Regions from separate parts of the Homo sapiens genome. Here region 1 is linked to region 2. The links are chromatin loops, found by intact Hi-C in ENCODE. Cell type or tissue: ascending aorta. All regions are shown on one strand. Each heading gives the region's core, and the rest is flanking DNA. Links, peaks and the distances in the headings are about the cores only.

Region 1 (2,899 bases), core at 279-2,778, 82 kb after region 2:
AAACCCCCAGCCCCCCGGCGAATCGTGGTCCCTTGGCTGAAGATCTGGCTGCGGGCCTCCCGCTCCGGGGCCAGCCGGCGATGGTGGGAGTGTGAGGGGCGTTCACTCTCGTGGGGGTCACTCCCGCGGGCTCTCCACCCCATCCTGCTGCGAAGTCCTGCCTCTGGGCTTGGGGAGAATGGTTCCCGGCGGCCCCCAGCGCGGAGGGCTTCAACGACTCCCGGGCGCCGCCGCCGTTTCCTCTTCGTCCTCGTCCGGCCCCCGAGGCCGCTCGAGCGGCCCGGCCGGGGGGCTGTCCGCAGGGGGCTCCGGAGGCGCCGGTCGCGCCGCCTGCAGTGGGGGAACGTCGCGCGGCGCCTCGCGGCGGGACGACCCAGTGGTGTTGGGCCCCGCCGCCGCCGCCCCCGAAGTCCCAGACGGGCCAGTGGCGTTGGAGCCGCCGGGGGGCGGGCCAGCGGCTCCCCCCGAGGTCCCGGCGCCCACCGGCTGCCAGATGAGGCTGTAGTAGACGGCGAGCACGATGGCGGCCAGCGACACGGAGAGCACGTAGGCGAACACGGTGGCGAGCCGGACCCACTTCTTGTTGGTCTTGGCCGCCATCTTCGCCTTCTTGTCCCCGGTGTAGGTGGCCGGCTTGCCCCGCTCGGCCGGGGCCGCGTCGCGCTCCTTCATGGGGGGGCCCCGGCCTTTGCCCCGGTGCTCCACGGCCCCGGCTGGAGGGGGCCTGGCGGCCTGCAAGGACTGGGCAGGGGGCGGCCCGGCGCCCTCGGTTCCCGGCGGCCCCGCGCTCCGCCGCCGCTCCTCACGCCGCCCGCCCGCAGCCCGCCACCGCGTTGCTGCAGCCGCCGCCGGGGCCTGGACCAGTCACCGCCGCCAGCGCCGCCGCCGCCGCCGGCCCGTCAGCTGCTTCCCCGCCGCCGCCACAGCCACAGCCGCCACAGCCGCCACAGCCGCCCGGCTCCGCGTCCCCATCCGCCGCCACGCCGCCGCGCGCTCCGCCGCCGCCTGCCCGGCCGCCGGCCGCCTGGTCTCCAGTGGCCGCGCGGACCGCGCGCTCCGCTCCAGCCCGGCTCCCCCGCCTCGCGCGCCGGCAACAGGGGGCGGGGAGAGCGCTGCTGGGGGCTGCCCCTTAAAAGGGCGACGCCGGGGTCCGGAAGTGCCGCGAGGGGAGGCGGCGGCTGCCGGGAGCCGCGAGCCCCGCCGGGACGCCCCGTTAAGAGAGAGTTAAGGGAGGCTGGCTCTTAAACGGGCGACGTCACCGCGACCCCTGGTGGGCTGGCGCGGCGTAGAGTGGAGCCCCGGGCACTTCTTTAAAAGGGGGAACGGCGTTGTGCGAGGCGGAGTGCGGAGCTAGAAGGGGGCGGTCGGAGCGCGAGCTGTCAACTCTGGCGCCTCCCCGCTCCGCCCCGAGGCTCCGAAGTGACAGGTGGAATAGCAGCCTGGGCTTCGGACTCCAGGCCTAGGTTTATCCTCTGGGAGGGGACGGTAAGAGGGATAGGGAAGATACCACGTTCCAGCTCTCAGCTTGCTCCCCGCACCGCGTACCCCCTGGGTGGGTCTCCCAGGCCCATTCACAGCTAAAGAACCTGGTTGACGCCAGGGGTAGGCGGTTCTGGCACCTGGAGCGCTCACTGGGGCCGCAGCTGGTTGTGTTCCTTCCACCCAGTCCAGGCTGGGCTTCGGAGCTCTACTGAAGTCGTCGCAATTGCGTACCCCAGCCCGCCTCACCCCGCCAACCCTGAGCCTCCGGGACAGAGCCACGGACTGAGCTGTTCTCCAGACTCGCTTGCCACCTTAGTCCCAAAGTTCGCCGCAGGTCGCTGGTCCCGCTTTTTGGGTCTTCCAATTCCTGGTTTTGGCCTGGATTTGGACCCAAGGAGCTGCACTGAACCTGAGGAGTTTAACTCTCAGGACTCCTAGAGCGTTTTCACTCTCAGATCCCCTCCAGACCTCAAGGCTTGGGCGGTTGTCCCCTCCCCACTTTCCCATGTGAGGTTTGTCTTCTTTGGCTCCAGGCCAGGCGCCAGGCAGTGGGCTCTGTGCCTGGTCTTTGGACCCCCTAGGTGCTAACAACCCTTCATGCTCAGACTCTCCCTTGCGGCTTTACTTGTGCCCTCCCCCTCCTTCCGCTCTCTGCTCTCCCTGCCTTCTCTCCTCCCCATTCCCTCTCTATAAGGCTTTCCAGAATTCTGGTTCCCTCCTCCTTGGATGCTACTTCCTGTGTTCCCAGAACTGGGCATATGGACTGCCTGGGTGTCTGAATGAGTGAGGGAGACTTGTCTGGGCGTGTGTTGGGGAACAGAACTGTGGTTCTGATGGGGTTCTGTGGGTGAACCCTCCCTCAAGCCCCTGCAAGTGTGAGCCTGACCTGGCTTCTACCCTGTGGGGCAGGATCCCCTCTGCCCTTCTCACTTCCCCCCCTCCTCCAGGAATCTTTGGCTTCCAGAGGACCCCCCTTACACACACACACACACACACACACACACACACACACACACACGAGGAAGCCCTCCCAAAACAGCTGCCTTGCCCACCTCAGCAGCACAGAAGTCAAGTGGCTACCAGAACTGAGTGTGCTAGTGGACTGCTGGAACCACAGGCCTCTAACCCAGCCTCAGTCTCATTCCTGATCCAGGCCCAGGTGTGGGGCTGCCACTAGTAATGGCTAGCCAGATGCTATTTCAAGGAAAAAGCTGTTTTTTTTACTTTCTGAGAAATTTCAAGGATATTGGTAGTGTGGAGTGTTTATGGCCTTTTGTGGGTTGATGGGGAAGAAATAACTCACTCCTCCACCCTGCTCCTAGGTCAGCCAGGGCAGCCTGTTGACTTAAAATTCCTGAATTGTCGCCGGGTGCGGTGGCTCACGCCTATAATCCCAGCTTTGGGAGGCCGAGGCGGG
Region 2 (2,899 bases), core at 269-2,768:
GAACCCGGGAGGCGGACGTTGTGGTGAGCGGAGATCGCGCCATTACACTCCAGCCTGGGCAACAAGAGTGAAACTCCGTCTCAAAAAAAAAAAAAAAAGAAAAAAGAAAAGAAACTCCTCTTGCCAGGAAAGCTTGAGAATAGGGATTGAACCCTTTCCACTTGAGGTGGTTCACGGAAGCTCTGAGCGCTCGCTGGCTATAAACATAAACTACGGAGTTGCTGGGAGGCTCATACCTCCGCCAACTCCATCCAGCCTCCAAGTGAAACCTCAGGAAGGACTCTGGTTCTGCTCCATTTGTAAATACTACTTCGTCTTCTTTTCTATTTTTTATGAGATGGGGGTCTGGCTATGTTGCTTAGGCTGATCTCAAACCCCTGAGCTCAAACAATCCTCCCACCTCGGCCTCCCAAAGTGCTAGGATTACAGGTGTGAGCCACGGCGCCTGGCCTCCAACTACTTCTTTCAAGTACTTGTTCAACTTTTGTGTTTTGACCCAATGGGCTGAAGAGCGACAGGAGAGCTCACTGTGGCTTTTTAAAACCCCCAAACTGTTTATACAAAAAAGACTCCCTGGTGATTACGATGACCACCCAGGTGTGAGAAGCATACCTCAGCCTGTTCAGGTGTAAGTGAACTACATACAGATTGAGGGCCCTTGTGCCACAAGCGGTAGGTAGCCTGGCCAATCCTCCACCAAAACACCATCAGTCTCTCAGGAGCTCTCCCAGCCTCGACTCCTCCTCTCTACTTCCAGCAGTACTGTCCCACGGTCTCAAATCTTCACTCCACAGACGTGAGGCCGAGGTCAGAGGACTGGACCCGAGGTCGGAGGCCCCGCGTCCCGCCCCCGCGCTGGCGCTCCCAACGGCCCACGGGCAAAAGCCAAGGCTGGGTGGGCGCTGGGCCGATGGGGACCAGGCAGGAAGGAGGCCTTGGGGACCAGGCAGGAAGGAGGCCTTGGGGCCAGGAAGGGGGTCAGTCTCCTCACCTGCCTCTGCTCCTCGCTTAGCCCATTGATTGCATCGTCCACGGGCAAAAGCGAGTGGGCCCGCTGGGAAACGAAGCCGGCAAGCGGCGGCCGCAGCCTCCAGCTCGCCACACGCCACCCCAGCAGCCGAGTCGCAGTCGCCATCTCTGCCATGCACGAAGAGCCAGCGCTGAAACTGAGCCAGCTCTTAGCTCCACCAATCCAGGCTTCGCCGCCCACCAAACCGGCTAGGGGGTGGGCTGCAGCAGCCAATCACCCTAGGCGGCCCGCCGAAGGCGTTGCTGCCCTTGGACCGCACCCGAGCCAATCAACCGTGATCGCCTGCCAGCTTCCAGCCAGTGCAACGGCCGCAGGCCGAGTGGCCCTGCCCCGAACGCTGCAAATGCTGGCGTGCTCCCTAGGATGAGTGTTTTTAGCGGGGTAGAAGAGCAAGTGTTTTTTTCTTTTTATCTCCCTGCGTTGAAATAGCAGCCCCTAACTGCGGAAATCTCTCTGTGGGAAAGCAGAGTGTGGAAACAGCAATCAGAAAACTGCCCACGTACCCAGTAAATTGGTCAAGCATCTCTGGAATAATTAAGATCGGAAAAGTAGTGCTTGCTCTAACGTGCACACTGATCATAACAGAGTACATCTTGCTTTATTATATAACAAGGTTTGTAGATTTAGATTCATGTTTTATGGGAAAGGGGTTATTAAGGAGTAGCTGCCTTCTAGATTGGAGATGCGCCTCGATTTACAGTGGGGTTACTTCTCGATAAACCCATCATAAATGGAAAATATTGTAAGTCAAAAATGCACTTTGAAAATACACTTAGGCCGGGCATGATGGCTCACACCTGTAATCCCAGCACTTTGGGAGGCCGAGGCGGGTGAGTCACCTGAGGCGGAGAGTTTTAGACCAGCCTGGCCAACATGGAGAAATCCTGTCTCTACTACAAATACAAAAATTAGCTGGGCGTGGTGGTGCATGCCTGTAATCCCAGCTACTCAGGAGGTTGAGGCAGGAGAATCGCTTGAACCCGGGAGGTGGAGGTTGCGGTGAGCTGAGATCACGCCATTGCACTCCAGCCTGGGCAACAAGAGTGACACTCCGTCTCAAAACAGAAAACAAAAAAACACCTAACCTACCAAACATCATAGCTTAGACTAGTGGACCTTAAACGTACTTGGAACACTTATAATAGCTTATAACGGCACAATCATGTAACACAAAGCATATTTTATAAGACAGTGTTAGATATCATTTATTGAATATTGTACAGTTTCTATTCAATGTCTATCACTTTCACACCATCATAAAGTTGAAAAATCTTAAGTTGAACTATTGTAAGTTGGGGACCATTTGTATTTAATATGTGTTAAATATTAAATAGTACATATTTACGTATTATACTATATATTAAATAAGATGTATTAAATAGGCTGGGCATGGTTGCTCATGCCTGTAATCCTAGGACTTTGGGAGCTTAGGTGGGAAGATCGCTCGAGGCCAGGAGTCCAAGACCATCCTGTGCAACATAGGGAGACCCTGTCTCCACAAAAAATTTGAGAAAACAAACAACAACAAAAGATGTATTAAATAGTAAATAGTATGTATTTAATACACCAGAATAATAGCAGTCAGGACTTAGAAACACGGGTTCGGGACACAGGGAAAGGAAGAGTGGTGAGGGGAAAGAGGGGAGCTGATGGAATTAAGTCTCTATCCCCTCTCCACTTGCTCTATTTTCCTCCTCCATGTTGTGTCAATGTTATTTTTAAAATTTAATTAATTAATTAGAGATGGGGCCGGGGTGGGGGTGGGCAGTCTCACTATGTTGCCCAAGCTGATCTTGAACTCCTGGGCTCATGTGATCCTCCTGTCTTGGCCTCCCAAAGTGCTAGGATTACAGGCATGAGCCACGGAAC

What was found. A loop is a pair of places that touch in the nucleus more often than their neighbours do. Peaks named below come from ENCODE experiments on the same cell type or tissue, not always from the same donor. Only the 100,000 strongest peaks of a DNase experiment are listed, where the experiment ranks them.
Region 1: a loop joins it to region 2, with 7 times the contacts of the local background. A loop is called at or near these places in 10 of 110 quality-filtered maps.

The regions. Positions count from the first base shown.
Region 1 is chr15:40,321,829-40,324,727 of GRCh38, reverse strand. It overlaps INAFM2 (InaF motif containing 2), which reads right to left and starts at 1,036. Exons shown (of 1, transcript NM_001301268.2): 1 at 1-1,036. The coding sequence starts at 672. The coding sequence ends at 211. It overlaps LOC112268152 (a long non-coding RNA gene), which reads left to right and starts at 1,085. Exons shown (of 3, transcript XR_002957721.2): 1 at 1,085-1,485. RefSeq lists silencers at 329-558, 569-648, 979-1,348. In ascending aorta, for the core only: a CTCF peak has its summit at 1,269 (motif pointing left); DNase peaks (open chromatin) are centred at 1,267 and 2,036; H3K4me3 peaks cover 2,055 bases; H3K27ac peaks cover 2,336 bases.
Region 2 is chr15:40,404,064-40,406,962 of GRCh38, reverse strand. IVD (isovaleryl-CoA dehydrogenase) reads right to left here and starts at 1,168. Exons shown (of 12, transcript NM_002225.5): 1 at 992-1,168. The coding sequence starts at 1,135. In ascending aorta, for the core only: no CTCF peak of the experiment used is centred there; a DNase peak (open chromatin) is centred at 1,252; H3K4me3 peaks cover 1,863 bases; H3K27ac peaks cover 963 bases.